Linked DNA regions of Homo sapiens: region 2 is linked to region 1. A link is an interaction called in ENCODE POLR2A ChIA-PET data of the cell type or tissue named here. Cell type or tissue: GM12878. All regions are shown on one strand. Each heading gives the region's core, and the rest is flanking DNA. Links, peaks and the distances in the headings are about the cores only. Region 1 overlaps PRKCE (protein kinase C epsilon). Region 2 overlaps PRKCE (protein kinase C epsilon).

Evidence for each region. ChIA-PET counts read pairs that join two places held together with the same protein. Peaks named below come from ENCODE experiments on the same cell type or tissue, not always from the same donor. Only the 100,000 strongest peaks of a DNase experiment are listed, where the experiment ranks them.
Region 2: POLR2A ChIA-PET joins it to region 1 with 5 read pairs; 3 of 35 experiments call an interaction of 5 or more read pairs at or near these places.

What each region holds. Positions count from the first base shown.
Region 1 is chr2:45,973,284-45,988,748 of GRCh38, forward strand. PRKCE (protein kinase C epsilon) reads left to right here. Exons shown (of 15, transcript NM_005400.3): 3 at 3,146-3,305; 4 at 5,693-5,727; 5 at 7,013-7,098; 6 at 11,268-11,397. Among named protein-coding and RNA genes, the nearest start is that of PRKCE-AS1, 310 kb to the left of the region's middle. RefSeq lists enhancers at 161-710, 1,672-1,721. In GM12878, for the core only: no CTCF peak of the experiment used is centred there; no DNase peak of the experiment used is centred there.
Region 2 is chr2:45,883,757-45,899,221 of GRCh38, forward strand. The region is part of intron 2 of PRKCE (protein kinase C epsilon); the gene reads left to right. Among named protein-coding and RNA genes, the nearest start is that of PRKCE-AS1, 220 kb to the left of the region's middle. RefSeq lists an enhancer at 6,591-6,740 and silencers at 10,255-10,427, 10,397-10,456. In GM12878, for the core only: a CTCF peak has its summit at 5,557; DNase peaks (open chromatin) are centred at 5,515, 6,099, 6,593 and 7,315; H3K4me3 peaks cover 1,127 bases; H3K27ac peaks cover 3,749 bases.

The sequences.
Region 1 (15,465 bases), core at 3,448-11,447:
AGGATACTCTGGCCTGACCCGTGGCTTTCCTGCCCAGAGGAATGTGGAATTGGGGTGTTTTCAGCAGCCACAGGCTCCAACCCCTTTCTCCTGTCACCTGCTTTGTAGCTTTGCACACAAGCCTCACTTGAAGCATGAAGTTTACCCATGTTCTTTCCCTCCTGTGACCTTCTGTTTTTCCATATCTGACATCAAATCTGACTTAAAAGGCAGTGCAGATGCTCCTTTGGGGCAATAGTAATAGAAACCTTGGAGGAAGTTGAACTTAGAACTCTGACTTACAGGAGTTATCCTTGGCTGTCTGCCTAGCCTGTGCCTGAGACTCCCCCTCCACACCCCTGCCAACTTTAAACAGCTTCCCTCCAGGTATCAGGGCACCCCGCTGAGACAGCTTTGAAATGAATAGAGTCAAATTAATTGGTTGCCATATTGCCCTATTGGATTGATGTCAACACAGTTTAGAACGATTGGTTTCATTGCTCGTCATTTCTGTAAAAAGTTGGGAAATAAGACTCTTAGGAAGGACTGTAACCACCGTCATAACAGTGTTCCTTTGAGAAAATTAGATTGGACCCATCACCATTTTAACTGAAAATAGTTTCCCAGGATGAAAACAACTAGTCAATTTGAGAGATTTGTAAATCAAATTGCATCTTAAATGCATTAGGAGACGGGCTTACTGTTCAAATGTATTCCGTGGTGAATCCTGTGAAAGGAGTTAAGGGTGCTCTTTTACGAAAATAACCTGCATCCTGTGTCCTATGATGCCCAGGATGATGTTTCTGGATTGGATTTTTGTAGGTAAGTTTGTAGCAAGTAAGGGCTACTGAATAGATTTGGTTTTTGGTTGTCATATTTTTGTTCTTGCTTATGAAAATAGTAGAACATTCTACACATTGTGAAAGTATGAAGCGAAACAAAAACTTGCCTATGATGGCAGCACCGAATGGTGATTGCCATACTTCTGCAGCTGTGTGTGTTGCTGTCTCTATACTAGAACAGACCTGGGTCCTCCCGTGAGAATTTGGTCAGCAGGTCAAGACCCCTAGGTTGGAGCAGGGTAGGAGGTGGTGAGCTTTCTGTACCCAGAAGGTCGGTGATGCCAGAGACTTTTTGAAACAATAAGCACCAATTGAAACCCAGGTGGGCTAGGGGTCAAGAAGCAAGGGGATCCACAAGCAGACCTCCACCCGGGTCATCTGAGCCTGTGTTGAAGATGCAGTCTGGGAACGCTGAGGGCAGATTTCCAATAAACAGCTGCCTGTTTGCTCAGAGGCTGCTGCGTCCTTGGAAGCACACGCTGCGCATTTGGTCCTGTTCTCACCTTTTACCTCCTTCAATTTTACCTTCCCTCTACCCTACCCTCCAATAACAAGATGCCCTTGGATTAATCTGTTGTTCAGGTCATACATATGACCTCCACTTCAGGGAACCTTACATTCAGAGAGGTCCAGGAGGGATCAATGCTTCTTCCCCTGAAGACTGGCCCTGTTATGGTGAGATGTCAGGCACTCGCTGATGCCTGGAGATATTTGGGGGCACAGAGCCTTCCAGTGCATTTTAAGCTGACCTGTGCAGGGGACCTTCTAGGAGACCTTCTAGAAGGTGTCAGAAACCTAGGAAGAAGCCCAAAGCCTGCCCACTGTGTTCTTGGGGAAGCCACAGGCAGCTGGACTCTTTGGTGATGAAAGCCACTCAGATGAGAGCTTGGGGACTTTCTGTAAGGAGTGCAGGCCGTCCTTCAGAGCAGCGTGTGGGTGGAGGAACAATGGCCTCTTTCTCACTCTCTGGGTTAGAATCTGGGCTTCCCCACTGAGTAGCTGTGTTAACAGGAGTAGGTTACTTAAACTCTATTCTTCGCTTTGCATACCTGTAAAATGGGGCTAATAGCAGTACCCTTCAAGTGGAGTTGTTTCGAGGGTTCATTGAGATGTATTGTATCACTAAGATATAACACACTTAGCATAGCACTTGCCAGAGCGTAAGCCCACGATAAACATTTATCATGGTCATCCTTGTCTTAATCAGCTCAGACTGCAATAACAAAATACCAAAGACTGGGTGTCTTAACCAACAGACATTCACTTCTCACAGTTTTGGAAGGTGGACATCCAAGATCAGGGAGCCAGTATGGGTGGGATCTGCTGAGGGCCCTCTTCCTTGCTCACATGACAGAGAGCTCACTCACTCAGGTCTCTTCCTCCTCTTATAAGGACACTAATCCCATCATGGAGGCTCAACCCTCACGACCTCATCTAAACCTAATTACCTCCCAAAGGTCCCATCTCCAAATAGCATCACTTTGGGGGTTAAGACTTTAATGTATTAATTTTGAGGGGGCAAAAATATGTAGCCCATAACAATTATCTTTATTATTTTTGTGATCATCTGTGAGTCCCCTTGCAAGGCATTCTCAGTTGGTGGGGCAGTCTCAGAACTGGAGGGAAGGAAGGTATTGGGAAGATCTTTTTGACTCCAGTGGGATCTTTACAGCCCATGGTGGTGGTCTTGAGCCTTCGAGAAACTACTTTCACTGTGTCATATTTCCCTCTCCTTTTGACCTCTGGGAAAATGCTCTTGGTTGGCTTAGTCTAGGTAAGAGGAAGAAGGAAGAAGTCAGATTTATTAGGCAGCTACTTCTTGAGCCAGGAAGCTTAGGGTGTGGAGATTCATCTCATTGCGTCCTCTAAGCCACCCCCTGTGGCTGGCACTGCCATTGCCATTTACAAAGGGAGATGCGCTCAGATGCTCAGGGGGAGGAAACACCACCTATCCAAGGTCACACTGCTCAGGAGTTGCAGTAAGATGCGAACCTTGAGCCTTTTGACCCCCAAGCCCTTGAAACCAGCTGTAGCCTGTGTGGGGAGGAAAGGGCAGCCAGCCCTGGAGCAGAATTTGGATTGGATGGAATCTGAGGATATAGCAGGAATAGGCACACTCTGGGCCTTTCCACCCTACATGTGCTCGCTCACTCCAGCTGCTCAGTGGGACTCCTCAGACCCCCGAGTCCCTCCACACACAAAGGCTACCTCTCACCCACCCCAGCTCCACTCCCCCAGGGATGGAGTAGCTCTCCAGAGGGAGCTCATTTTGAAGGTGCACTAACCCAGACTCCGTTTTCTTCCCTGCTCTTGTCCTTCCCCAGCCCCTAAAGACAATGAAGAGCGTGTGTTCAGGGAACGCATGCGGCCGAGGAAGCGGCAGGGGGCCGTCAGGCGCAGGGTCCATCAGGTCAACGGCCACAAGTTCATGGCCACCTATCTTCGGCAGCCCACCTACTGCTCCCATTGCAGAGACTTCATCTGGTAAGCCTTTCTCTTGGGAACCTCTAATTACAACATCTCTGTTACAAGATGTCGGGGATGGGGTAGGGGAGACTATGCACCTCATTTAAAGAATGCTGGTGTGCCTCGTTTCTTCCTTATCTGAATGCAGGGGACTATTATGGAAGGCTAAGTGTGTGTTTGGTACATAGGGGGAAATACATGGAAAGAAGCGATGGTTTCTGGCAACTTTATACCTAGAATTTTATGAAAAGAGTTAAGATTTTAGTAACCAACAAGGATATTGTGACTGTGTGTGTGTGTGTGTGTGTGTGTGTGTGTGTGTGTGTGTGTGTGTGTCTTGTTTTGAGACAGAGTCTAGCTCTGTTGCCCAGGCTGGAGTGCAGTGGCATGATCTCCACTCAATGCAACCTCTGTCTCCCAGGTTCAAGTGATTCTCATGCCTCAGCCTCCCACATAGCTGGGATTACAGGAGCACACGACCACGCCTGGCTAATTTTTGTATTTTTAGTAGAGGTAGGGTTTCGCCATGTTGGCCAGGCTGATCTAGAACTCCTGGCCTCAAGTGATCCACCCACCTCTGCCCCCCAAAGTGCTGGGATTATAGATGTGAGCCATTGTACCCAGCTGATTGTGTGTTTTTAAAAAGAATACTTATCTTTTACAGACACACCTCAGGGTGAGGATTCCACTGAATAATAATCCACTGAAAAATAATTCACTGAATTATTTACAAGTGAAATTATCTGATGCCTAGGATTTGTTAGAAAATCAGGAAGGAGGCCAGGCACAAGTGCGGTGGCTGATGTCTATAATCCCAGCACTTTGGGAGGCCGAGGCACGCAGATTGCTTGAGGTCAGGAGTTTGAAACCAGCCTGGTCAACATGGTGAAACCCTGTGTCTACTAAAAATACAAAAATTAGCTGGCCATGGTGGTGTGCGCCTGTAATCCCAGCTACTTGGGAGGCTGAAACATGAGAATCACTTTAACCCTGGAGGTGGAGGCTGCAGTGAGCCGAGATCGCTATACTATACTCCAACCTGGGTGTGACAGAGTGAGACTCTGTCTTAAAAAAAAAAAAAAATCTGGAAGGAGGAGAGGGGCTGAGATAAAGATGATCGAAGGCCAGCCCCATTCCACTAACAATACCCAGGCTCAGAAATGAAAATGAGACTGGCCTGATGTCCTCTAGCTAGGAAGTGTCAGAAGTATGATTCTACCCCTAGTAGTCTGACTTTTAATGCTGATACTTTTCCTGACATCCCACCAGCCTTTCTAGCAAGCTGTCTGAGCTCTTTGAAGCTGATGTAGAGGTTGCCTTCATGAACCCTTGGATCCAACTGGGGAGAGCGAGTGAGGCCAGGATGCAGTATGAACCCAGCCAGGGACATCTGCACTGGGCTCTGAGGACCCCTTGGATTCCAGGTGTCCAGTAGTCACTTGTCTTATCCTCATGATGTCACAAAGCCAGTCATCCAGGTTGGCGTAGACATCTGAGATGATATAGCTCAGAGCAAGCCCAGCCCAACTGAGGCAGAAATAATGCCCCATTCCAGCCACAGATACTTCCAATTACCAGGGCAGACCCAGCTGTCTGACCTTCACTTGCTACATTTGGTCATGAACTGAGTGGTCGGTCTTACAGATCCAGGTCTCCTCTAAGTCCATGGGCAAAGGCCACTGAGCTCTAGGTTCCCTGGGGTGGAGCCTGAATAGCTTCTGGTTCCCACTGGGCTGGGAACTTCAGGGAGCTCCCTGACCATCTGTAGTTAGTACACTAAGGACAGGGGTAAGGCCGGGTTTGTGTGATAGTTCTGTGTCCATGCTGACTTTCTGTCTTGCCCTGGGAACACCACTCTGGCCATGGAAGGAACCTCTAATGTTGGCCTTCACCTAGACAACCTCTTGAACCTCTAGTTCGGGGCACAGACTGGCTTAGAACCATTGGTGGTCTTTGGACTGCCCAGGGAAATATACCTGCCAGCTGCAGCCCTCTTCCACAGTTAGAGGGCCCACAGAGCGTGTCCTGGTGCTGGGAGAAGAGGAATGTCCATTCTATCCACAAGGAAAGGTATGCTTCACTGCTCAATGCCTACCAGGAGCAAGCAGGGTCGTTTGTGGCTTTCCAGAACATTGCTGACCACACAGGAATGGCTCTCTGTATAGGAAATCAAGCTCTGATGCTGACCAAACCTTGCACCTCCCCAAGCACTGGGACTGCCCTCTGTGGGCTTCTGGAAGGAGACATTTAAGGCACCTTGCAAGTGAGAGAGAAATTACAATATTCTGCATACTTCATGTACTTGGTGCTATGTGGGTGGTGGCCCAAATTGGGTGGTTTTTCTGTTTGTTTTTTGACCTGGTAAGATTTCACTTTTTTTAAAAAAATGTTATTCTTCTTTTCAGGGGTGTCATAGGAAAGCAGGGATACCAGTGTCAAGGTAAGAGGCATTTATGAATTAAATCTTCAGAGGCCCGTGGTTAGATCCAGATCACTGGCACCCATAGGAGGCAGGTGCTCAGTCTGATGACATTTGGAGGCTCTCCACAGCTTGCATGCTTTCTTTGTTCCCACTTGACCATTACTTCTGCATATATGGGAATATATATGGGAGGCATTTGCAGGTGCCACCTGTCTCCAGGCGTCCTTGTGATCTCAGCAGGTCCCCAATCCACCCGGCCTTTGTGTCTCAACTGGAGCAGGTGGCACTTTCATCTTTCTGAATGAGACATTCTGCTTCAGTTGGAGGCTCTTTGAAAGTCCCACTTTGTCCTGAACTGGGTCTGTGTATTCTGCCAGATCCCTCCCTGTCTCCCTCCCTGAAGAAGCTTCCTCGCCTGCTCGTTGTACTTGGTATCACTGAAAGGTCCTTGTCTAATCCCTTTTTTTGGTCTTGGCTGTGTGATCATTAGCTCTTAAAAATGTAAAGCTCACTTGAAGGTATTGAAGATTATTCCTTTCCAGTTAATTGACTACAAATGCAAGTTTAAGTTGTACAAAATTGGAGGGTGGAAATGTGGCATGGTCATGCGGTGGTTTTGCTGAGGTTAGAGCAGGGAGGTTTTCCTGTCTCCTCGCCAAGCACTGTTGGGTCTCACCCATGGGGTAGTGTCTGGTGGAAGTTGCTGTTCCTTGGGGTAACACGCACACAGTTACTTACCTTTTCAGCCACCTACTGCCCACATTGCTCCATGACACTAACAACACAGATATAGGCCACTTGTGGAAGTATTAAAGTCGATGGGAATTTTGAAGTTTGGTATGTCAGGACACAACCAGATAAAAAAGCCTCAGAACCTCTGCACCGCCTGCTGCAGTTCCCCCTATCACGTCAGCCACCCTGCATGGTCCCGAGTGGGGTGCGAGGCCACTACAACACCTTTAATAGGCAGTGCTCCATGGGAGGGCTGGAAGGAAGTTTTTCCTTGACCTTGGCGTATTGAAGTGAGAAAATTGATCAGTACTCCCTCAACTGGAGAAAACTGCTAATGTCCTTTGAATATAAATGTTACCTTGCTCTCTGGAGCATTTAGGAAACTGATGGCTCTGATAGGACAGTGTTTTGAAATAGCTGTATAAAAGACTTTAGGGAGGGTATTAAATTAAGGCTCAGTGGCAGAAGGGGCCTGGCTCCCCTTGTCACTCCACCAAGCCCTGAATAGATCCTGGGAGGGACACTCCCTTTCCTGAGTGTCATTCAGCCTTCCTGTCTTTGCTATTTGCAGTCTGCACCTGCGTGGTCCACAAGCGGTGCCACGAGCTCATAATCACAAAGTGTGCTGGGTTAAAGAAGCAGGAGACCCCCGACCAGGTAAGTGTTGGTGACACGGAAATTCTGGGCTTCTTCACCGCCAGCCCCTCCCTTCACTGCCTCTTCTGTGGTTCCCAAGAAAACCTTCTCTGCCTGAGACCCTGTCATTTCATTGTGTTGATAAAAAAACAAAGGGAGCTGTCCACGGTCTTCTGGCATGAGACACCATCCGCAGGATGAGCACAGGTCCAAGTCAGTTCTATCCCCTTGGATGTTATGCCAAGTGCAGTGTGATCCCAGCACTGAAGCCCACAAGAAAAATATGAATTCTTTTATTGCATCATCTCATCAGAACTAAAATGGCTAACCAATGTGTCACTAGCTCCTCACAGGTAATAAACAGTAATAGAAACACAAGCAGGAACCTTGTCTAATGAGCTAGCTGATGGGGGAGTGGTGTGGAATGAGCAAGCCCAAGGAATACTTAGGAGGCGGCAACAACCACGGGAATAAAAAGAGTCAACATTCACTGGGCACTTACCGTGCCCTGATTGAAGCACTTTAACATATATTATTTAATCACATAAAAACCTTCATGAGGTAGATGTTATTATCTTCATTTTACAACAGAATAGAAGCACAGAGAGTGAAATTAACCTGCCCAAAATCACACAGCTAAGAGCCACTTTCAAACCCAGGCAGTTTGTTCTAAAGCCTGAGCCCTTGACCACTGCACTACGTTGTCTCTTAATCTTAGAAACTAGCATCAGATTGCCTAGTTTGGTAGAGGTAAGGAAGCAGGAAAATGCAACAATGAAGCTAGGTTCACCTAACTGAGCAATTACGAGAATGATAGTCCCACTGATAGATTAAAAAACCTTTTTGAGGAAGATGACAGTTGTGAATATGGATGTAGGTATTATCAGAACACTTGATTTCAAGAGCATGCTCTTAATTCTGGGGGAAATAAATTCTGTGTAGTCATAGGCTATTAGAATCGCGGGTTAGAGAGAAAGGCCTTGGGTAGGTTTATAATCAGCTGGTCTACAATTTGACTTCCAAGAGGACTGACTTATAGAGACTTCTACCTGCTTCTTAATAATTGAGTCAAATAGCATCCTGGCATCTAAGGCATTTCCCATCTTCTCTCTCCTTCTGCTTTCATACTGTCTCTGGAAAGCAACAAAGGACAAGGCTTAGACTGAGCCTTCTGTGTCTGTGAAGGTTAGTCTGAGCCCAGAGCACCAACATTGTTTGCAGGGGCTCTCTTGTGGTTAAGACTGCAAGCCAGCACCTGCACCTCCCGACTCCTGGTCTAGGATCATGACCCCAGTACATCACTGTTGCTTTCACGAGGAAATGAAAGAAAGAGATGGCTTGCTTGCTGTCTGCCTTATTTCCTTCCTATGGACATTCCATTGAACATTTACTGGGTATGTCCTGTATGACAGGCGTTATGCTGTGTCCCATGGAAACAAAGAGGAGTACACTAGTCCCTCCCTCAAGGATCTCAGTCTCATCACCTGCAGGTCTCTGCCTCTGCAGGACTCTAAAGCTCTTCTGCACTTTTTTGGAGGGAAAGGTCCGATAAGAGTCCATGCCATGCAGGTTAAAGGGTTGAGATTTGAAATGTTCAGAACCCAGCTTGATCTGTGACCCAGTTCTTCTGACTGTCTTTCCTGGCATATTGAGCAGTGAGAAGAAGTCTCCAGTGAAGTGTGTTCCCAAACTTGACATGTATCACCAAGGGACAAATTGCCAGGGACTGAGAGAGGGAGGCTCTGGGTTTCTTAGCTTGGTGGAGTTGACTCCCAGTCCTGGCTCTCCCCGCCACCACCTTGTGCTTCCAGAGGCCAGTCTCCCTTAGTGTCAGTGTATCTGCCCCTCAGGGTGATGGGCTTGCCCTCTGCCGGGTTACTGAACTGCTGGGGACCAAACTTTGAGTTCGTTCTTTTGTGCAACCACCTTTAATGTGATGCCTGTGCATACACACATCATACACACATACACACCAGAAACACATGTAGCCCTAAACACCATGCTTTCAATGCCCTCCTTCCTATTAAAAGGTGCTCTGGTGATGGACTTCTTGGGTGTCCTGCACCGTGAACACTCGGCCGGTCCCCCCCATCTCATGTCTGTGTGTCTTAGCATGCGGTGGACTCACACCCTGCCTGCACTTCCAGGTGTGGTAACCAAACAATGTTCCATCTCCACTGGTGTCACATTTTTTTTTCTTTAATCTCACAATTCTTTCTGCCATTGTCTTCCTCTCCATGTTCTCTCTGTGACTCTCACTCACCCCATTGTATCTGTGTCCTCCTCAGCAAGCGCACATGTGACATGTCCCCCTGCACACATGCCGTCTTTGTGTTGGTCTCTTGGTCAGTCTGATGCTGTGGCATGCTCTTGTGTGGACTCCTTCATCCTCCTCCCTCTGTTCTCTGATACCTTAGAGTTTTTAGTGGTCCCAACTGAGGGTCACGTAGCTCTTTCCACCCCCACACTGGATTTCTTGGTCACCTGGGACAACGTCCCCACTTTTTCGCCTTAGTCTGTCATTCATACCCCTATGAGGTGATTCCTGAGAGACCAAGACTCTATTCTCAGTATAGGTCCACCATGCCTTCAGGGTATGTGTAGGAATAGAGTGGGCACAGTGATCTCGTACTTCCTTAGCAGTGAGGGAGACCATGGCAGAGTCAACATGTCTACATTCACAAACAGGCACACCTAAGCTAGGCATCTAAGAATGGGTGAGTATAGTTGTTTTCAGTAGAGCTGACATTCTTGTTCCCAGGCAAGACCTCAAGTGGTAGACCATCCATTTCAGTAGGGATCAGTGAAATCTTGGTCCAATGGAAGGATCAGCCATTCCTTGGAACTGGGTGCTAGGGAACTTGTCTTCATGCTTGCGTTCAAGTCGAGCTCCCTTTCCAGCTCTCATTTCACCCCTCATTAGTCCCCCACGGGGGCCTGTTACTTATCAGTCAGCCAGGGAGCTGAGGCCCAGCTTTGCCGCATGCCAGCCACTTCCTAATCCCCGGGGTAGCAAGAGTGATCTCCCCAGCCCATGGATGTCCTGGGTGATGGTCTCCTGCCGATACTGAGAGGGGCTGGGGGTGCAGCTGCTCCACTAAAGACATAGATGGAGGGTAGCGCTGTGGAGGGGCAGAGATGACTCAGAAAGGTAGCCCAGCAGACCCTTGCTTCCATGAAATGTGTTATGCTTCTAGCCTCTTCCACCCCTGAGGTCTCATTGACCCTGCCATCCTGTGACACTGGGTGGGACAGGGTATGATAGTGCTGTGCCTTCATTTCCTCATCTGTGAAGTTGCGGTAACCATGGACTGCCCTGTAGGGTGGTGGTGAGGTTTAACTGAGATAATGGTGCCTGGTGTGTGGTCAGGGCTGAGACCTTAGCATTCTTAGTGCTCACCATTCTGTATTAGCCATCTTCCTCCTAATTGTTGTCCGTTCTGACTGATCCACAGTTTCCACAACATTGTGCAGAGTTTACACGCTGCTGCACAGAATCCCGTGTCCACCATTGAGCTTCCTAGAGACTTTTTGCCTAGGTGGGGCTTCCAGGCACACAGCAGTATTGAAGGTACAATTTTTTTTTTTTTTTTTTGAGACAGAGTCTTGCTCTGTCACCCAGGCTAGGGTGCAGTGGGATGATCTTGGCTCACTGCAACCTCTGCCTCCCGGATTCAAGCAATTCTCCTGCCTCAGCCTTCCGAGTAGCTGGGATTACAGGCTCGCACCACCATGCCCGGCTAATTTTTGTGTTTTTAGTAGAGACAGGGTTTCACCATGTTGGCCAGGCTGGTCTCGAACTCCTGACCTCAGGTGGTCCGCCTACCTCAGCCTCCCAAAATGCTGGGATTACAGATATGATCCACTGCACCCGGCCTGAGGTACACATTGAGGACACTGTACTATGATTGCTTAAAGTCCTGAAGTCCTGGAGAGGACCATGTTGGGGAGTAGGCCTGGCCTTGCACAGTCAAATGGAGTAGCCAACAGTGAGTTAAGAGCATCAGGAGCCAAGGCCAGGGCAGGATGGAAGCTCTTTTCACCTCAGGGCAGCTTTTAGAGCCAAGCTAGGGCCTGCCACCTACAATGACACAAGCTCTCTTGGAAAAAGTTCTTTGAGAGTTCCGTTGACAAGTCTTCTGGGGAACTGAGGAGCTCGGTGGTGAACCTGTATCTTGCCATCCCTGCAGGTGGGCTCCCAGCGGTTCAGCGTCAACATGCCCCACAAGTTCGGTATCCACAACTACAAGGTCCCTACCTTCTGCGATCACTGTGGGTCCCTGCTCTGGGGACTCTTGCGGCAGGGTTTGCAGTGTAAAGGTAAGTTGCTCCCTGCCCTGCCCTCAGCCCCTGCATGTCCCCTTCCTTGCTGCCTGCCCCCATCCCTGCTTTATAAAAAACCCTTGTCTGATTCCAGATTTGGCCAAGAACTGAGTGCAAGCCTTTGTTAATCCTGCATTAGTAACTCTGTGCATTTGGTAGGCAGACTCTGGGCAGAGACCATCCAGGACTGGGTGGAGGGAAACACCGAGGAAGGAGGAGGGCGGACTCCACGCCTTAAGATCACTCACAATCTGGGGAGACAAAATGAGTCTACAAAAGCATAATAATTTCAGGAAAGATACATTAGAGCAGAAGAAAAGTAATATTTTTGGAGTTAGGCCATGAAGGAAGTGAGAGGTGTGAATTGAGGCTTTTCTTGCATGGTCCATGGCTCAGTGCTTACTCTTTGAAAGAGCCATGCCAGAACCTTGTCACATAAGGTAGCTTGCTGACTCGTCACCAGCTTGGGACATAGGGGATATTATTCCCATGGCCCTGGTGAGGAAACGGAGGCTCAGAGACTAAGCAACTTGCTCACATCACACAATTTATTAGCAGAAGTAGGATTTGAACCTTGACTCTCGCGTCCTCAGTTCCTTCCTGTTTCCTGCCGTGCCACCCGCAAACAGCGCACTCAGATGATGATGCTAAGTGGCACGGGGAGTAGCATATAACACAGGGAGGTGGAAATGTATTCTGGTGGCCTGAGAAGTGTGTCCAGTTTTATAAGCCGGTCCAGCCTGCTTGCACGGTTGGGCAACCGTGAACTACTAGGCAGGGATATTGCATGGACAATATTTTAAAATAGTGTTTTACTGTTTGTGTGGAATGTATTATTCATAAATTCCCATTGTAGAAAAATTAGAAGAATATAAGTAAAGTATAAGAAAATAAACCTAGGACATAACAAATTGGTCATTGAAGGGATCCCAATGAGAAACTATGAGAATTGGAAATAAGATCAGGGCTGCAGTGGGAATGAAGAGGAGAATGACTTTAATATATCAAGGAGGAATGATTTATTGGATGTAGTGACCAGAAGCAGCTGGGAGGGCAGTGATAGCATTCACTGAGATGGGGATACAAGAGGGAGGATAAGGTTGGAGGTAGAAATGGAGCCTGAGCTGGGGACACCTTAACTCGAGGTGCCCGTGGCAAATTGACACGAAGCTGTCCACCTGTTGGACATTCTCACTGACAGTTGGGGAATAGGTCTAGACTGAGCATTTAGATGTGGGTTTTGTCAGGATCTAAGCAATTAAAGCTATAAAGTCAATGTCATTCTCCAGGGTAAGTACATTGAGTATGAAGAGAAAAAAGTCAAAGATAACACCATGAGGGTGGGTACCAACATCCAAGGGTGGGCCTGCCAAGGCAATGAGAGGGAAGCACTCACAGGTAGGAGGAAAAGTAGCAAAGAATGGCACCATGGAAGCCAAAAGAGTAGATAATTTTTAACAGTTTTATAAAGAAGTGGTGCCAAATGCTTTCCAACAGGTTATTTAAGATAAGACACGAAACATGGGGTTGGATTTAACAACAAGGAGGTCACTAGGAACCTCAGCAGGAGCTGTCTTAGTGGGACAGTGGGATGGAGCCCAAGTGCTGTAGGCTAAAGTGCTAATAGAGGGAGATGTTTTTTCAGAATGTTTTAGTCAGGAAAAAGACAGTGGCAAAGGAGAGATGGATGAGGCAGAAGGGAGAGGGGACTGACTGTTGATACAGCAGGGAAGGGGAGGCGAGCGGGGATGGGCCTTGGGGAGAATGATGGACACCGCCTTCCCCAGATGGAGGGCAAGCCTGGCTACCAGGCCTGGGTGCAGATGCATCTCGGGTGTCAGGGATAGAAATCCAGGAGGAGGTGAGTGGACAAAGTCATCATTTAAGTTTTGAATCTGTTGAGGGCATTGCAAGGAGATTCCCCTTATTTTCTGAAAGAGGAAGTCTTTTTTGAAGTAGGAGGGAGAAGTGGGGGTGTGAGAGGCACGAGGAGGGTGGTGAGGGCTGGAAATAGCAATTGTGGGGACAGAACACAATCCAGCCACTGGACATGAGGAGGTGCTGACTGTGGACATGCCCAGCATCCTGTGAGCTTCCCGGCACCCCTGGAGGTGGGGGCGGAGCCATTCCACTTCCCCGTTGGAGTATTCTTTCTAGTGTGTGACCCTGAACAAAATGGGGCCTGCCTGGAATCCTGTAGGTGAGGTGAAGAGAGCAGAAGAGGAAGAAGGGAGGGGAGCAGGAGTCTCGAGTGTCTAGCAGAGGAGTGATGTGCTTTTGGAAAGATTAGTGTGGTTGCCGGGAAGCAGGGCCTGCTTTGGAGGGAACCCTGATGAGCTGATGTCTGTTTTTTTTTTTGTAAATATATTAATTATTGATCTATCTAGTGAACCTAAATGAAGATACTATCATCATAAATATTGATATTTTAAGAAAGCAGCCCAGACACCCAGACATCACTGTGAGGGCTGTGGGTCCCCAATGACCCTGGAAGAAGGAGGGGCAGGGACAGTGTATTCAGCTCTTGTTGGGCAGGAAATGCTCTTGCCCCTGCTCAAGGAAAGAAGGGGCAGAATTAGGATGCCTGGAGCAAGGGTATCTGTCCATGGGAGCCCAGGAACCCGGAGGGAATCAGGCCGCATGAGGGCTAGAAGACGAAGGCTGAGACCTGAAGCTCCCCAGCCAAAGTGTGCAGACTTTTACTCTTCTGTGGCTCTGATGTTATTACTTGGCCTTTTTTTCCCCTTGCTGCTGTTCTGTGACCCTCTCCTTCTCCCTCTCCCTCTCTCTTTGTCTTCCTCTCTCTTTAATTAAGAAACCTTATTTTTTTAAGAGCATTTTTAGGTTCACAGCAAAATTGAGCAGAAAGTACAGAGAGTCCCTGTATTATGTGCCCCCCAACACACATGGCCTCCCCCCACCAGCATCCCCACCACAGCAGCACACGTGCACAGCCACGGAACCTGCACAGCACATCATTATCACTCACAGTCTGTGGTTTACCTTGGGATCCACTCATGGTGTTGAGCATTCTGTGGATTTGGACAAATGGACAGTGCTCGTTATCTACCATGATAGTATCATACAGATTAGCTGGATGGCCCTGGAAAATTGCCTGCTTCCACTTATCTCTTTAGATCCTTTCTCCTCCTTAAGGCTTCTTGGCCCTGTAGACTCCTTACCCTGTGGAGAGGGGTCATGGCCAGAAGAGGCCAGCATGGGCCCAAGGCAGGGGCTGCTTGTGCCCAGGTCTAAGCCTGGTTCTGCTACTATGATTACTAAGAAAAAGAAATCAAGACTTAGTGACCTGCAAGCATCCCCGAGCAAGTCCCTATGAAGCTGGCTCTTGCACCCATGCAGCCTGGCCCTGTTCCTGGCTTTGGCAGGTGCCCTATGCCACCCTTTGCTGCTTAGGAAGACTCAGCCAGGCTTTCTGTCTTGCTGGACCATGCTAGCAGGGCCTGCTAGGCTGGAGCTCTGGTCCCCTGGTCCTGGCTGGAGATCATCTATTTGGCCTGCTGCCCTATGGCTTCAGCTTTTTTGCCATTCCCGTTCCCATTCCTGGAAATAGATTACAGTATTTTCAGCAAAACAGGTTTCTTCAGAGCTTGGGTCTACGAGGAGGGATCCATGAGACTGTCCTGGTCACTCTTTCTCCAGTCTAAAACTGTCTGAGCCACACAGGTTCAAGCATTGTGTGTGTACCCTTCTGGGGACTGTCCCTTTGTCAGCCAGGTAGAGGGAGCATAATTATGTCTGCTTTTATGACAAGGAAATGGAAATCTGGAAAGAGTGGGTGCATGCAGGGCATACAACCAGGAACTGTGGGGCAACCAGCCCTTGTCCTTTGCAGCCCACAGCCACAGAGGGGCCAGACCCTTGCAGGATGCTCACACGATCATTGGGTAACTGAGATCCTTAACCGAGGGCAGAAAAATGCTGGCACAAAGTGAGCAGGCAAAATAGTTCATTTCTTTCTTTCATTTTGTGACTCAAGTGCCTGCTGCGTCTGAGTCTCTCCAGACTCATTCGTGGGTCTGTCCGAGCCCCTCAACCACTATTAAA
Region 2 (15,465 bases), core at 2,389-10,388, 91 kb before region 1:
ATGGGGCTGGCATATCCTTTCTGCACAGCCACTGTGGGAACAGGGTATGGGTCACACACAGGCAGGAGAGTGTGTGGGAAACTCCCTTTTCTCTGCCTGGGGAGGGGCTTGGGCTTTGGGGAGAAGTCCTGGGAATCCTTGGAGCTTGCTTCCCACGTTGTCAATGCTTTGCAGAGCTGAGGTTTTTCCCTTACTGCAGAGTCGCTCAGAATCTTTGAGACTGCCCAAGGCCTTCTGGGGCACAGAGCTGGGTTTTTGGCAACTGCCTTGAGAGTGAGTGGCGTTGTGGACTGCCATCCAGCCCCTCCCTCCCTGTTACAGTTTTTAGAATACTTGTTTTTGCAAACAACCAGGACTGTTGTGAACATCTGTATCCTGAAACCAACACTGTTTCAGGTGGAGGGGAAAGTCTGGAGAGGCCTGGCATCTCAGCCAGGAGGTGGGGTGAGAGGGTTCTGAGTTCAGGTTCTGCCACTGGGCAAGTTACTCAACCTCTGAGTTCAGTTTCCTCCTTGATAAAATAGAAATGCTACTGTTGACTCACTTGTTGAAAGGATGCCTATGATAAAGTCTCCCTTTTATTGCTGGGTAAACCAAAACCAGAAGTGACCTGTCCAGGGTTCATAGTATGACGACAGGGTGGTGGTGAGGAAGGAGGCCTGGGTTCAAGACCAGATCTCCCTGTTCTGCAATCCTTGTGGTCTTAGGCAAGTCCTCCAATCTCTAAAGTCTCCATTTCTACGGAGGTAAAATGGGAGCAGTAACTGTGGCAGCAAGTGTCTTGTCTCGACACCTACGACAATGTTATAGGAATAAAGGGAGGCAGCACATGCCTTGTAAACTGCAAGGAATTTTGCAGCTGCAAAATGTTTCCACCTCTACAGCTTGTTGGTGACTGAGCCAGTCAACAATGAGCTCTTTAGAGTTCCTGGCCTGTGGGCTCTTAAAGTGATTTTTAAAACATGTTTTCATGGCTAGTTTTTCTTATGAAAGTAATACTTGCTCGTTGTAAAAACTTCAACCAGCACAGAGGGATGAAGAGCGAAAGACACCCTTTCTCCAACCAGTTCTATTCCCCAGAGGTGACTTCTGCTTACTTCTGTCTCCTTCTGGAAATTGTCTGCACCTGTGCATATACACACGGACACAGACACATGTCTGATTGTATAAGCTGCGTGTGATCTGTTATATGTGATCCATATATATATATATATATATATATATATATATATATATATATATATATTTGTTGTTGTTGTTGTTGTTTTACCAAGAGCTCAAGTGAAAATCCAGGTAGTTTTCAGTATTTTGATTACTAGAAACAATGCCACAGTGAGCAGAGGTATACTTTCTTATGACTTGGTCTCTCTGGATTTAAAACAAATGTTGAAAGCAGCTAGTGGCTCAGAGCTTTCAGAATTATCTTTTGCACTTGGCAGAATGAATCTTTCCCCAGAAAGAATTATGTTGTTAATACTGTGGTTTTCCACTGCTCCACCCAGTTAAATTTAATCACACCATGTGACTTCCAAATAAAATGATGTGTGTGTCTGGAGGGAAGGGACCTGACAAAGCTTCCTTTTTTTTATCGACCCTAGGGAACAGAGCAAAGCTCTCTTCAGAAGGCCTGGCTTTCAGAGACCTTCTGCCTGGGACATTTATATTCGCAGCCCATTCTCCAGTGTCCTTGGAGGAAGCTGCTGCTATTAATTGGGTTGGAGAGAGAGAGTGGCTATGTGTATTTTGATACATGTCTTCCTATACAAAACAAGCCTGGACCACTTCATTTAAAAAAGTTAATCTACATGAATTAATATATCTGTCTGATTGCCTCTGGTCTGGATGGCCATTTGGGCAGTGCATAATCGTAGCCCAGCCAAATTTCTCTGACTGTTGTTGACAACAGATAGGATTTAGTTCTCTAGCCAAAGCAAACACTTCATCCTAAAGTGAATTTTGGGGGTTAGGGCAACTCCTATGATTTCATATTGCAGTGTAAAATGGTTTCTCTTACAGTTAAAAACAAATCCACAAATTTGTGGGTTTTGGGTGCTTTGATTTTTGTTATTTTCCCAAAATGTTGTGTGTAGGATAATTTAAAAAGCAAAATCTTATTTTAAGTGCACGAGGGAGCCTCGGAGAAATCCCATGGAGTTGCTTTTTAACGAAGGCTCTTTTGACAATGTAAATCCAAGAATCAGGTGTGTAAAGAATGTTAGACCCACACCTCCCCAGAACGTGAATCTTTCCCACTGAACTCCCTGGTCAGTGTGGCCTCCTGCTCCTCCTCTTCCTCCTCAAGAGGCCTACCTGGGCTGTCTTGCCACTGACCCCACGTTTGCTGGCAGGTGGAACTCTTACCTGTCCGGGCCATGGGCTCTGGGCTTGCTTCACATGCTGGACCATTTCTGTTCTTGGCCTTAGAATGCATGGTGAAGTGCTTGCAGGACTGTCCTCAGCCCAGGGAGCTCTGGCTCCAGGTGACTCTCATTTCCTCTCTGTCAACTGTCCCAATTCCTAACCCACTCCCACTCTGAGCTCCGTAGCCTGTGTCTGGCTGCTGTCTGCTTTCCTGCCTGTTCTGTCTCTTCCTGAGAACCCCTGCCCATGACCGTCTGGCTATCTTAGAGCACACTATGAGATTGTGTGAAGAGGATTTGCTTAGAGGGGACTTGGCATTTTAATGCTAGCAGTAAAACAAACCTGCCATGCTGACTTCTATTGCATTAAAAAGTGAAGCAACAGGCTTGCTTAAACATAAACAGCAACAGTAAAAACCCAGAACTACCTAACTACATGGGCACAGGAAATAGTCCAGCCATCTTGGAGAATAGCACAAAAATACAGCTGACGTGATAACAGTAACCCTGCAATGAGTCTTGACAATGCTGAAGTCAAATGACTTTTTCAAACCTTTCTAATGCTTGGCTATAATCTAAAGGAAGCATTGCACTTCGAGTGCTGATTTTTTATGAAGCTCGTAAACCTTTTTCTTTAAATGCCAATGTGCTGAAAAGTTATGAGTATTAAAGACTTAGAAAGTGCCTTTAAAAGTGTGGGAAAAGGTCCCTCTTTTCTTGATTATGATTCTTGAATGCTAGTAATGATAGTAGTAGTAATAAATGTCATTCTTCACTAGAATAGTTTTTTCCAAAGACCTTTCGGGTCTACTCTCAAGTTCTTTCCTATCTTTGTGTGAGGTGGACGATGTCACTAGCCTCACGTGGCAGAACGGGGTCAGAAGCTCAGAGTTTAAGTAATATGGCCTGGAATTAGAACCCAGGAGTATTGCTCCTTCTTGTAAACTCTGATGCCTGGGTTTTTACATGGTGTCTATCTGTAATGGCTTATAACAGAGTTGCTCCTCCAGAAGTTTTAGCCTCGTTCCTGCTTGATAGGCAGGGCCTCCCATTGGGCCTGACCCAGGATACATGCTTGGTTGCAGAAAGTCAGCTTTGCAGGTTATACTCTCAGCATTTTGGCCACAGTCAACCGTGCAGAAGGCTTCCTACCTAGATGGACAATAGATAGCGATCTGTGTCTGAAATTCCACAGCCATCAAGATGAAACTGAGAAGCTAGATCATCCTTGCTGGAACACAGATTGAGTTAGGGTGTAGGTCGAGGTTCAGTTGTAGAAAGCAGAATATATCACAGCAAACAAGAGGAAGGGATTTATTATAAGGAATTAAATGGCTTATAGAACTATGAAGAGTTCTGAAGACAAAGGTCTCTAGGTGGCGGTTTCAGGAATAAGTACCCCGGAACCACACTACAGAACTAGACCACCAAGAAAGCTGTTGCCACTCCTACAGATGAAGCCACTTCTCCAGAACCACATTGCAACAGCCATGATTGAGAGGGTCCCACAATCAGGAAGCCATGACTTTTATGGTTCTAGAACCATGCCACATCAGCTATGATCAGCATCTGCAAATGATGTCCTGGTCCTGCCTCCTGGAACCCACAAAGTTGGTACCTGGATGCTGCAACATTGGCTAAAACTGTCATAGAAGAACCAGGTGCCTCTTGGACTTTGCTTGCTGAGCAAATGGCAGCTACTGCCAAAATGTGGTCTCTGCCTCACTTTGGCGTTCTAAATTTCACAAAAGCACATCTAACTGGCCCAACTGAAATCATATCTGGAACTGCAGCTGCAGGGACTTTGAGAGTTGGCTTTAGCTTCCCATCCTCTGCCCACATAGGAGAGGTGGGCACACTAGAAGGATAGAATGTATGCTGGAAGCCAATCCACTGTTATCTCCCATGATCTGTGATCATTAGAAATGGACCTAGATTTCCAGAGTCAGCAGATGAAAACAGAACTGAGGTTATAGCCAGAACATGGAATCGTTGTGAATATTTTGGGGAATGTGTGTGTGGATGATCCCAGATATAACAGATGGCAAAGAATTAAAAGTGGCAAAAGGCGCTGGGTTTGTCCTCTAGCTCCTGCTTAGCTCCTTTGAAACTTGTTAAGCTGTAGTTGCAACAGCCCAAGGAGTTCTGGAGAACTCTAGTCTCACTGTGTATTATTTGGGGAAACAATATGTTAAGAAGCTGTCTTAATTGCCAAGCCTTTACTATGCTAATGTTTGTTGTGAATCTCTAGATGTGGATACAGCATACAAGGGTTCCCCAAACATTTGGCCACTGGAAAGCCTCATGCCTCATCTTTAAAAAATGCAGAAGTAGTATTTCCCAACAGTCTTTTTTTTTTTTTTTTTTTTTTTTGAGCTGGAGTTTCATTCTTGTCACCCAGGCTGGACTGCAATGGCGCGATCTCCTGGGTTCAAGCAATTCTCCTGCCTCAGCCTCCCCAGTAGCTGGAATTACAGGTGCCTGCCACCATGCCTAGCTAATTTTTGTAATTTCAGTAGAGATGGGGGTTTCACCATGTTGGCCAGGCTGGTTTCGAACTCCTGGCCTCTGGTGATCCACCCGCTTTGGCCTCCCAAAGTGCTGGGATCATAAGTGTGAGCCATCGCACCTGGCCAGAAATACTCTTCCAAAGAGCAAGCCAGGGAGTACTGTGGAGAAAAGGCTTGTCTGATTTCCAGGGAGTTAACCTTTTCAATAGCCTCCATCAGGAATGTTTACTGTCAAGATGATAAGATTTCCTCAAGTACAGATGGTGCTCTGCCCTTCAAGGAGAATCAAAAGTGGGGAGACCTTGACCAGCAAAACCAGCCCGTGTGGGGTTCTCTCAGGAATTCAGATGGCCTGAGACTTATCCTGAGATACCCCCAAAGAGGTAACCTGTGATCATAATTAGAAATTACAACAAAATACTAATTATCTGTAGACCACATAGCATTTGGGTTGCTCTGTTATAGAAGCAGATGGTGTTACAGAGAAGGAACTGCATTTAGCTTAAGAAAAATAGGGGCAGCTGGGGCAGGAGCTCAGCGACTAAGAGTATACCGAGTTGGGGGAGGGAAACACGCTGTGGGGTGTGAGTGCAGGAGAGCTGACAGCTGCAGTGGTACCACGTGAAATGTATGGAGGGCGGGAGAAAGCCGACTCCACCTTATAAGGACTTGCAGCCAGGACAGCAAAGCCCTAGAGACAGTGATGAGAACTGCACCAGGCATAAATGGTCCATAAGCGCCCTCCAAAAACTGGATGATGCAGAAGAGGGTGAGAGGACACCTTCAACGATGAACTTGTGTCTTATAGCAAATCTCCCACTGATTTTGATTTTCTACATTAATACTTAACAGAGTTTGTCTGTGGCATGTGTGTGTCATTCTCAGGCAAATCCTTTTTGAAGTTTCTGCTTAAGTATTTAAATGCAGTACTGGCTGTTGGTGGGGTGGGGTGGGGTGGGGGAAGCCCTCAAATCTGAGTGTACACCTCTGCTTCTTAACACTAGGTGTGTTCCCATAGGAAGTCAGGCATGCCTTAAATAGACTTCCCAGGAATGGGAAATGGCAGCTGCAGAATTACAGAAGTTGTATCTGCAGAATTATGAGCGTGCTTGTGGCTCCCTCCATTTTTATGTGTTCTGATTTAGTGAGCTTGATATTCTGGGACTGATACCAGCTTCATATGTACACAAAGGTCACGCACTCCTCCTCCAGTTAACCACACAGATTAACATGTGGGCTGCAACTGCATGAGCCGTGCAGAGGATAGAGTCACTACCCCTTCGCTCTTCTGTGCTCTTTAGGCTCAAATCCTCAGTGGTCAGTCCCTTATTGAAGTGCCTTTTTTCCCTGAAAGCACTCTAGTAAATGGAGGTTTAGCATTATTACTGAATCCCAGCTTTTTCTAATACATGGAGCTCAGTGCTTACTGTCTGTTCCAGAGCAATTACTTATCACCATTACCGGAGATTTGAGTCCTCTCCCTTGGTGATTAGACTCTGAAGGATAGTCGTTTTAATTTTGGTAGTTATGATTTAATCTTTTCAAGCTTTTATTATGGACAATTTCAATATCAAAAGCAGAAAGAATAATGTAGTTCCCATGGACCTATTCCTAGCTTAGTTATTACCCATGGCCAGTCTTGCTTCATCTGTACTTGTACCCATTTCCTCTTTCCCTCGGATTATTTTGAAACTGTCATAGAAATACTTCAGTACATAGTACTCTCTGTTCCTTCTGTTTCTCAGTATCTTTTCAAAACTTTTGTGTGTGTGAGACAGAGTCTCACTCTGTCTCCCAGACTGGATTGCGGTGGTGTGATCTCGGCTCACTGCAACGGTCACCTCCCAGGTTCAAGCAATTCTCGTGCCTCAGCCTCCTGAGTAGCTGGTATTACAGGCGCCCACCACCACACCTGGCTAATTTTTATATTTTTAGTAGAGATGGGATTTTCACCATGGTGGCCAGGCTGGTCTCGAACTCCTGGCCTCAAGTGATCTGCCTGCCTCAGCCTCCCAAAGTGCTGGGATTACAGGTGTGAGCCACCACACCTGGTCTTTTCAAAACTTTCTAAACATCATAGTAATATGTACTTAACTCATGAGGGGCTTTTCAGATTTTTGCCTAGAATGAATAAATTCAGATAGCTCTACAAGTATATGGAGTGCCTACCCTGCACAAGGCACTATGCTGGTTGAGGGATGGGTTAAGGTCAGATTTTGTTGGATAGAGTGGAATTATGCAATGGAAGTGGATTTAGAAGATGTTAGGCCCCTGTCCTGACAGCACGCATGGTCTAGTTGGACCTTGGAATGTTGGCTAACAGAAAGGAACATAAGTTAGGTGCTCAATGAAGTCGCTTGCTTTGTCTGCTCAGCAGAGCTGGAGGCTGTGTCGTCTGAGTATTTGAAGATGAGGGCTTTTAGGAAGGGCGTAGATATTGGGTTGGGTTTGATATTGTGGTTAGTCAGTTGTCAGCCAGCAGTGGAAAGTGAAAGTGGCATGTGCTTGAGCAAAGCTGGCCTAATGGGATATAGATTTACCCGACACACACTGATAGCAAATAGATTGTCCTTACAGCCTTTACCAATATAGAACTTTGATACGTACCATTCTGTTTGCAGAAAGAGCGACCAGAAATGTGCAGCAGTCAGTAATGTACCCCCTAGGGTTGCTGTTCATTCTGACTCAAGGAACTTTTTGGAAGCCCATTGCATAACTAAAAAAGAAATGGGCAGTCTGGTGTATTGTTGGCAAAGCACACCCTGCCATGCCACAGGAAAGTCGGCCCAAGTTGTACCACAAAAGCTGCCACCATTGCTCCCATCCTGATGCTGGCTATCACTACTGAATGCCTTCTCTGGGACTGAATCCTAAACCATCCCTGTGTCCTTTTCACCCCGTCAAGTTTCCAAGTCCCAGGTAGGACTGTGTGATCAAGGTGGGCCACACACCTAAACAGTGGGAGGAAAATTGTGTTGGACTCCTTCGGCTTCTGTAGAAGACCTGGGGCTCTGCCTTCCATCAACAATCATGCAATGGGGATCTTCCGCACGTAGAGTGGGGGTTTCAGTGCTAAGCCTCCAAATGTCCGCTAGGCATATCACTGTTACCTTGGGCTGCTTCCTCTCCCTTCTTCTCAGTCACAAGGCCTTGGCCCTCCTTAAAAATGCCATGTGCACCTGTTGTTCTTGCTTTTCTATTCCCATAGCAACCACGCTAGCCCAGGTGCTCCTCACTGTCAGGTGCCTCAGAATCTCTTGTACAGACTTGCTGCTTTCAGTGGCTCCCGTCCCCACGTCTTCCTACACAGTGCTGCCGCAGCATTCCTGTTAAGCAAAACAACACGGTGGCTCAAATCTAATATCTTCCTGTTGGAAGGCAAAGGCCACCTGCTTACCTTGGCCCTGCTCTCCACAGTTGACACCTGGCTTCTGTTTCCAGCTTCTCTCCATGTAAGCAGGTCCCCAAATGCCCTGTACCTTACCATCTCCACGATTGCTTTTCAATGGTTCTGTTTTCCAGAAGGCTTGCCCGTCTCTCTGCCCAACAAAATCTGTTCCACTCAGGTTCTGCTGACCTCCCCAGAGAGAGGTGACAGCTTTTTTGAGCTCCCATGGCCCAAGTGTGCATTGCTCAGTAAGCCCTTTCATGTCCCATGCCTGTCCACTTAGATGGATGAAGCCACTGGACAGCATTCAGCTGTTCTTTGTATTTCTCTTATTGCTTAACACAGTGCTGGATGAACGGGGCTCACTAGGTATTTGATACTTTCTTTTTTTTTCATAAGAGAGCAGAAGAAAAAAATAACTAGGAACAGGAAAAGTGAAGTGCATAAATCATACGTTGAGTGTTGACAAGCTGAGGACTTGAGGACTCAGGCAAGCTGGAGTGAGGGAGGAGGGGGACAAGTGCCTTTGGAAAGGCAGTGTGGTTAAGTTTGTGCTCTGTTTGTGTTACAGACCAAATGGAGTTGCCTTGGTTGTATGCTTCCCAGGTGTACTGAGTGCCCACCTGGTTTTAAAGGCTGCCCTGGCGGTGGCCCAGAAGCAAATGTAGCATCGTTTGCCAGAGACTCAAGAATGTGTCTGTATAAATAAAAGTGAAAGTGGCATATGCTTGAGCAAAATTGGCCTAATGGGATATGGATTTACCCGACACACACTGATAGCAAATAGATTGTCCTTACAGCCTGCACCAGTATAGAACTTTGATATGTACCCTTCTGTTTGCAGAAAGAGCGACCAGAAATGTGCAGCAGTCAGTAATGTACCCCCCGGGGTTGCTGTTGATTGATGACTTCTCAAGGGCAGCATCTCCACGGGGCTCAGGGAATTCACCGTGAAAGTCAGCCTGGGCCTCCTGCCCACTTTCCCATTGCCTCATTCCGCTGCACAGAGAAGTGTTGAAAGGGGCTCTCCAAGATGGGCTGACTGTTTGCGACCCTCACAGAACCCTGCAGGCCATATTCACAGCAAAGTTCACATGCAGAAGAATGAGAAGGGAAAGTTAGGAAGGGTCAGAGCACATGCAGCGCTCAGTTGAGTAGTTTGGTGGAAAGAAGTGGCCTGTTCCTTCAGAGAACTTGGGGAGATTTGGTGATAGAAGGGCATGACCTGTGAAAATGACTGCAGTCCGGCAGGGTCAATGTGATGGACTCACAGGGAGAGGCTGTTCCTCAGGATCATCTCCCACAGCACAGCCTGGCTCATGTCTTTTCTTTTCTTTTCTTTTTTTTTTTTTTTTGAGATGAGGTCTCACCCTCTTGACCTCTTGCCCTCTCGCCCAAGCTGGAGTGCAGTGGCGCAATCTCGGCTCACTGCAACCTCTGCCTCCTGGGTTCAGGCAATTCTCCTGCCTCAGCCTCCTGAGTAGCTGGGATTACAGGCACCCGCCACCACACCCAGCTAATTTTTGTATTTTTAGCAGAGACAGAGTTTCACCATGTTGGCCAGGCTGGTCTCCTGACCTCAGGCAATCCGCCCGCCTCAGCCTCCCAAAGTGCTGGGATTACAGGCATGAGCCACCAAGCCCAGCCTGGCTCATGTCTTTCTGCTTGGGGCCTCCCCCAGTGCCCCGCTCTTCCCACCTCATGGGCCACTCTTATTTGCCCACTCATTGATCCCCCTGCAAATACTCACTTGAACTGCAGAGTTTTCTTAATGAACAGCCAGGCTTCCCAACTATGCGGTGAGCTCCTGAGGACCGGGGCTGGTCTGTTCTTTGTATGCTGGAGGGCTCTTTGCACTGTGCCAGGCAGCATATAGGAGGCCTCCTGGAGAGGCTGGGGCTCTATGGCCACAATCCTAGCCTCTCTGTTTCCGGGCAAGGGACTTCTAACTTAGGTCTCAGTTTGCCCATTTGTAAAATGGATATAAATGTACCCCAGATTAAAGAGGTAATGTGTAATGCCCCTGGGCATAGGAGGCACCCAAACACTGTCCTGATCCCTTCCATACCCTGCAGCCCATACACATTGTCGCACAGGGTTGGCACACATTAGGTGTTCAATAGTGCATGTCTGTTGACTAGTGGTAATGAGAGTTGTTGTGGTATCAGTTTTCGAAGATCTCTTAGAGCTGATTTTAGCCAGCAAGCACTCAGTAGCAGAATCACTGGGGGCGGGTTGGGGATAGGGAGTGATTAAGGAAACAGGTTGTTTAATAAAGGAGGATTGAGGAAACTGATTACTTTGAGCAATGAACACCTGGTTAATGCCAGGTAGCGACATCTTAAGGGAAAGGAAGTTGAGTCCAATAAGGAAGCCAATAAAAATCAAGAGGATAAACTTAAGATAGAGGGCAAACTAGATGGAATGCTCTGGGGAGTAGCGTCATTTAGTTAACACTGAAGAATCTCTTAAGATGACACATCTTTGCAGGGTGTGAAGGAAGGTGACCTTGGGCAAGTTACTTAGCTTACCTGAAATGTGGTTGTCTTCACTCTAGGATGAGGGTTGGTGATACATTTTCTGGAGTGGACGTGAGGATGTGTTGACGGTGCATGTGAAACATTCTCCATGATGCCTGGCACACACACACAGTAGTTCCCTTCCACTTCCTCTAAAGTAGAAGAAAGTTATGTGTTTTGCCTTTTGTGTTTTTCATTTGTTTGTTTGCGATGGAGTCTCACCATGTCGCCCAGGCTGGAGTGCAATGACGCGATCTTGGCTCACTGCAACCTCCGCCTCCTGGGTTCAAGCAATTCTCCTGCCCCAGCCTCCCGAGTAGTTGGGATTACAGGTGCCCACCACTGCGCCTGGCTAATTTTTGTATTTTTAGTAGAGACAGGGTTTTGCCATGTTGGCCAGGCTGGTCTCAAACTCCTGACCTCAGGCGATCTGTCTGTCTCAGCCTCCCAAAGTGCTGGGATTACAGGCATCAGCCCCTGTGCCCCCGTTCGTTTGTTTTGAGTGAACACATAAATGTCATCAATGATTCCGTCTCTACCTGGGTAAACTTCAGAACTTAAGCATTAGTTGTGAGCATTTGGCCACGTGGTAGGGAGAATGAAAAGGCGCCCAGGTGTCTCTTGAGAAAGGAAGGAAGTTTTTTTCAGGCGGAGTGGGTTGGATGAGGCACATGTTTCTAGACTACTCTCCATTTTATTTTCTCACTTCTGGCCACTGTCGGTTGTAGAGGTGCCCCTTCAGTACACACACAGCTACGGTAACAGTACCTCTCCATCCACAGTGACTTATATGGACTTAAGGGAGTTTCAGTCGGGGAAGAAAGTGGGACTTTTTCATTAAAACAAGACTCTGCTATACAATGAGGGGAGGCCTAACTGCCTCTCCGCACCCTGATGTCATCTGGCTGGTCCCTGGATGGTGGGGATACATGGTACAGCCACCCAAGGCATGGCAGCCATGTGGTGATTTAAAAAGGAATTAACTGTTAGGACACCAGGAAGTGCTCAATTAATTCTTCTTCAATTTGGTTAGAGGAAAAAAATGCTTTTCTGAGTTTATGCAAAATGATCATGTTTTATTCATTTGGTAGAAGTCACTCTAATGGCATGCAGGGTAGATGATGTCAGCTTTTCCATCTCAGCTGAATCAAATTGTACGGAGCCCTTAATCTCTGCTAGGGGCTGGGGCAATCCAGTGGAAAAGGATGGTCTCAATCTCAGTGCAGTAGGAAAGCAGGAATCAGCTCAGTGAGGCAGGAATCTACGCAGGTGCGCAGGTGTAGAGGAAGTGCTGTAGGGCCGCAGGGGTTGGGGCTGTGATAGAGAAGGGTGGAGGATGCAGGCAAGGGGCTCCCAGAGGAGTTGGTGTCTGGGCTGTGGCTGAAGTTCACCGTGTGACACTGTCCACGAGGAAGGCCTCAGATGAAGGAGGGCACTTCAGGTAGAGCGTGGGCACTGCACAATGGTTGTCCTGGATGCGCAGGAGTGGGGTGGTCATCCACAAATGAGTGTTGCTAACCTAGATGTTGCCCCTTTGAGGTGTAAGCATATCTGGGTCTTGGTCCTTCAACCTGGCTGTGTTGCCTTGTCCGAGTCAGTTAACCTCGCTCTTTGTAGGTTGATTAAATGGTCAGTTATCCCTGCCATGCCTAGAGTGGTCTGTGTGGGGTCTAAGGGAAGAAATTTGAAAGGCATGGACTCTTTGCTAAATTTTAGAGGTTGGGTTCTTGCTATGTTGCCTAGTCTGGCCTCGAACTCTGGAGCTCAGGTGACCTTCCACTTCCTGACTAGCAGACCATACCTGCTTGTGCCATTGCACCTAGATGAAAGTCATGGACTTTACGTGGCTGTGGCTGGGAGGGAGTTAAAAGAGTTTTTGCTCCATTCTGTCTCCTTGGAAATACTGTTCCCAAAGGATGTTGCAACCATCCACATGCCTGTTGCCTGTCCTTCCCACTTTTGCTTTTTTTCTGAACTTCTCTTTTCTGACTTTTATATACTAGGTTTACATATTCGAATCAAGAAACAGGTTTTTCTGGGAAATGTGCGTAAATACTTACAAGACAAAAGGCAATTTTGAGTCACTATACCTCTTATCAAAGTAGCGCAGTGCATGTATACTTTTATTGGAGTAGATTGCAGAGAAAACATATGCAGTTGGCAAATAATCCTGAGATTGAATATGCTCTCCTGAGTAACCAACAGTGACTTAGGTGCGCAGTAGAGCTTCATGTGTAGCCTTTGAAGCAAGGACATATGAGAAAATGACTGAGGGTACCGTGGCTCATGCCTGTAATCTCAATGCTTTGGGAGGCTGAGATGGGAGGATTGCTTGAGGCCAGAAGTTCAAGGCCAGCCTGGGGAACATAGCGAGACCCCATCTCAATAAAAATTTAAGAAGTTAGCTGAATATTTCCGCCTGTAGTCCTAGCTACTTGGGAGGCTGAGGTGAAAGGATCCCTTGAGCCCATGAGTTTGAGGCTGCAGTGAGCCGTGAGTGTGCCACCACACTCCAGCATGGGTGACAGAACAAGATCTTATCTCTTAAAAAAAGAAAATTACTATTAATAACTGCATTGGTAGTATTAAATATAACATAATATGAAATATCTAAAACTGTATTACACACATACTCAAATTATCTAGAAAACTTCACTCTTTAGTTCAGTAAGTATAGGCATGAATATATTTCATTCATCAGTCCATCTATCGGCCCGTCCATTCATGTAATCTTGGCCAGCATTCCCAGACTGTATCTCCTGAAGGTGATGTAATATCTGTAGACCTGCGGACACTGATCTTCCTCAGGACACAGCCTGGTAATCACTGTGAGAGACGGCATCATTGCGAACTTGGAAATCAGGGCCCCTTTTTTGGTCAGGTTGCCCATCTTGTTTTGTGCTAATAGACATACATCATCTTTATTTTTTGTTTTTATTTTTAAAATTTGAAGAAAGTTTATGTAGGTCAAATGGATGAAAGAATAGTTAGTGTTACAGAACAGAATGCAATTGAGTATCTTTAGTGGGGTAAAAGGCACTTTGCCCATGATAATTGCCAGATGTTTAGAGGTGCAAGAGGAGATGGCACCCCATTTTTTATGGCTACATTTCAGTGGCTTTCATGACAGAGATTATTTGTTTCCTGCCTTGGTTGCAGCCCAGCTGAAGTAAGAGGAGTCAAGGTCAGTGTGGGGGGTACTGAGATGGAGAAAACAGCAATATGGTTTATGATTTGAGAGGAAATGTTTTCTTAGCCACTCACATATCTTTCCATGGTTCTTCCTGAAACTCCATCACAAGAAATTAAATTATTTGAGTTAAGAAGTGGCTTTTAATAATCACTGCTGACAAGGGCATGATGAGACACCCGGATAAACTGCTGGTAGGATACTGATTTGCCCAACCTCTGGTGTGATTTGGGCGATCTCTATGATAGTCATTTCAGAAGTATATACCTCTTCTTGCCCAGCAGTTTCATCTCAGTCAATAAGGACGCAGTTGGGCAAGTGCACACCAGGCACAGGCGTGGTTCCCTTTTGCAGGCCCCTCGTGATAGAGATGACTGGTAATAGTCTAATTCCCAAAAACAAAAAGCAAAGATGAAGCCACGTGGCTTTTATGACCTAGTCTCTAAAATCACAACTCATCGCTTCACCTTATTTATTCATTAGAGGCGAGTTATTAAGTCCAGCCCACACTAGGAGGGAGGGGAGTTAAGCTTCACCTCTGAAGGGAGGAGTAAGAGAGAATTTGTGGGCATAGTTTAAAACAGCCACAAACACATGAAATTATGTTCAGTCTGAGCATGTTAGTGTGATTAGGATCTACCTGCTGGAAGCTGTCTGTCTTCTCAGTGGGTAACAGAGAGCAGCAGCAAAGGGTAGGGCATTTGACTTTCACACTAGGAGATACTTGGATAACACTTAAGGAACAGAAAGCTACTCAGAGAGGACTGGGTCGCTGGAGTCTGGAAGCTTGGTCCCACCACACATTGCTTGAGGACTCTGAGTAAGTCAGATGTCCCCTGGGCTTTCCTATCTGGTTATGCTGAGGATCTAATAAACCAGTGCAATTGAAAGCACTATATAAAACATGAAGCTGGCTGTTACTATCATTACCACTACTGTTACTGTGGGAAGAGAGTACCAGTGTGGGAGATGGAGAGGGGTGGGACATAGAAATAGAGGAGTAGAGAGAGGGATTTGAATACTATTGTAACCAGATCAGGATTTCCTAGGGTGGCTCTGAGGAGGGAGTGGAGAAGGCCTGCCTTGGCTGAACTCGCATGAGGCCATGCCATGATGATCACAGGGACTTCTGTGAAGGACCCCTGTCTTGGGTCTGCCAGAACTCTAAGGCCTGGTCCATGAAAAAGGCATCAGTCAGGGTGGAATGTCCCAAAAAGAAAGCAGCCCCCAATCTTCTTAGCTAGGCCATACACCCAACTCATTGTTTCAGGACTTACATGTTCATTCCTGGCTTTGTGCCAAGCCCTGTGCTAGAGGCTGGGGAGACTGTCCAATAGGCCATAGCGCCTTCTCTTTAGAATCCAAGTCCCGCAGGACAGGAAGACTGCAGCCGTTTTGAGTGAAAGGAGACTGAGCTTTGGCTGGTGGCCTCATTCCCTAAGCCTGGATTTGACCTTCAGGAAATGTTTTCTCAGATGGCCTTATTCTCTCAGAGGTC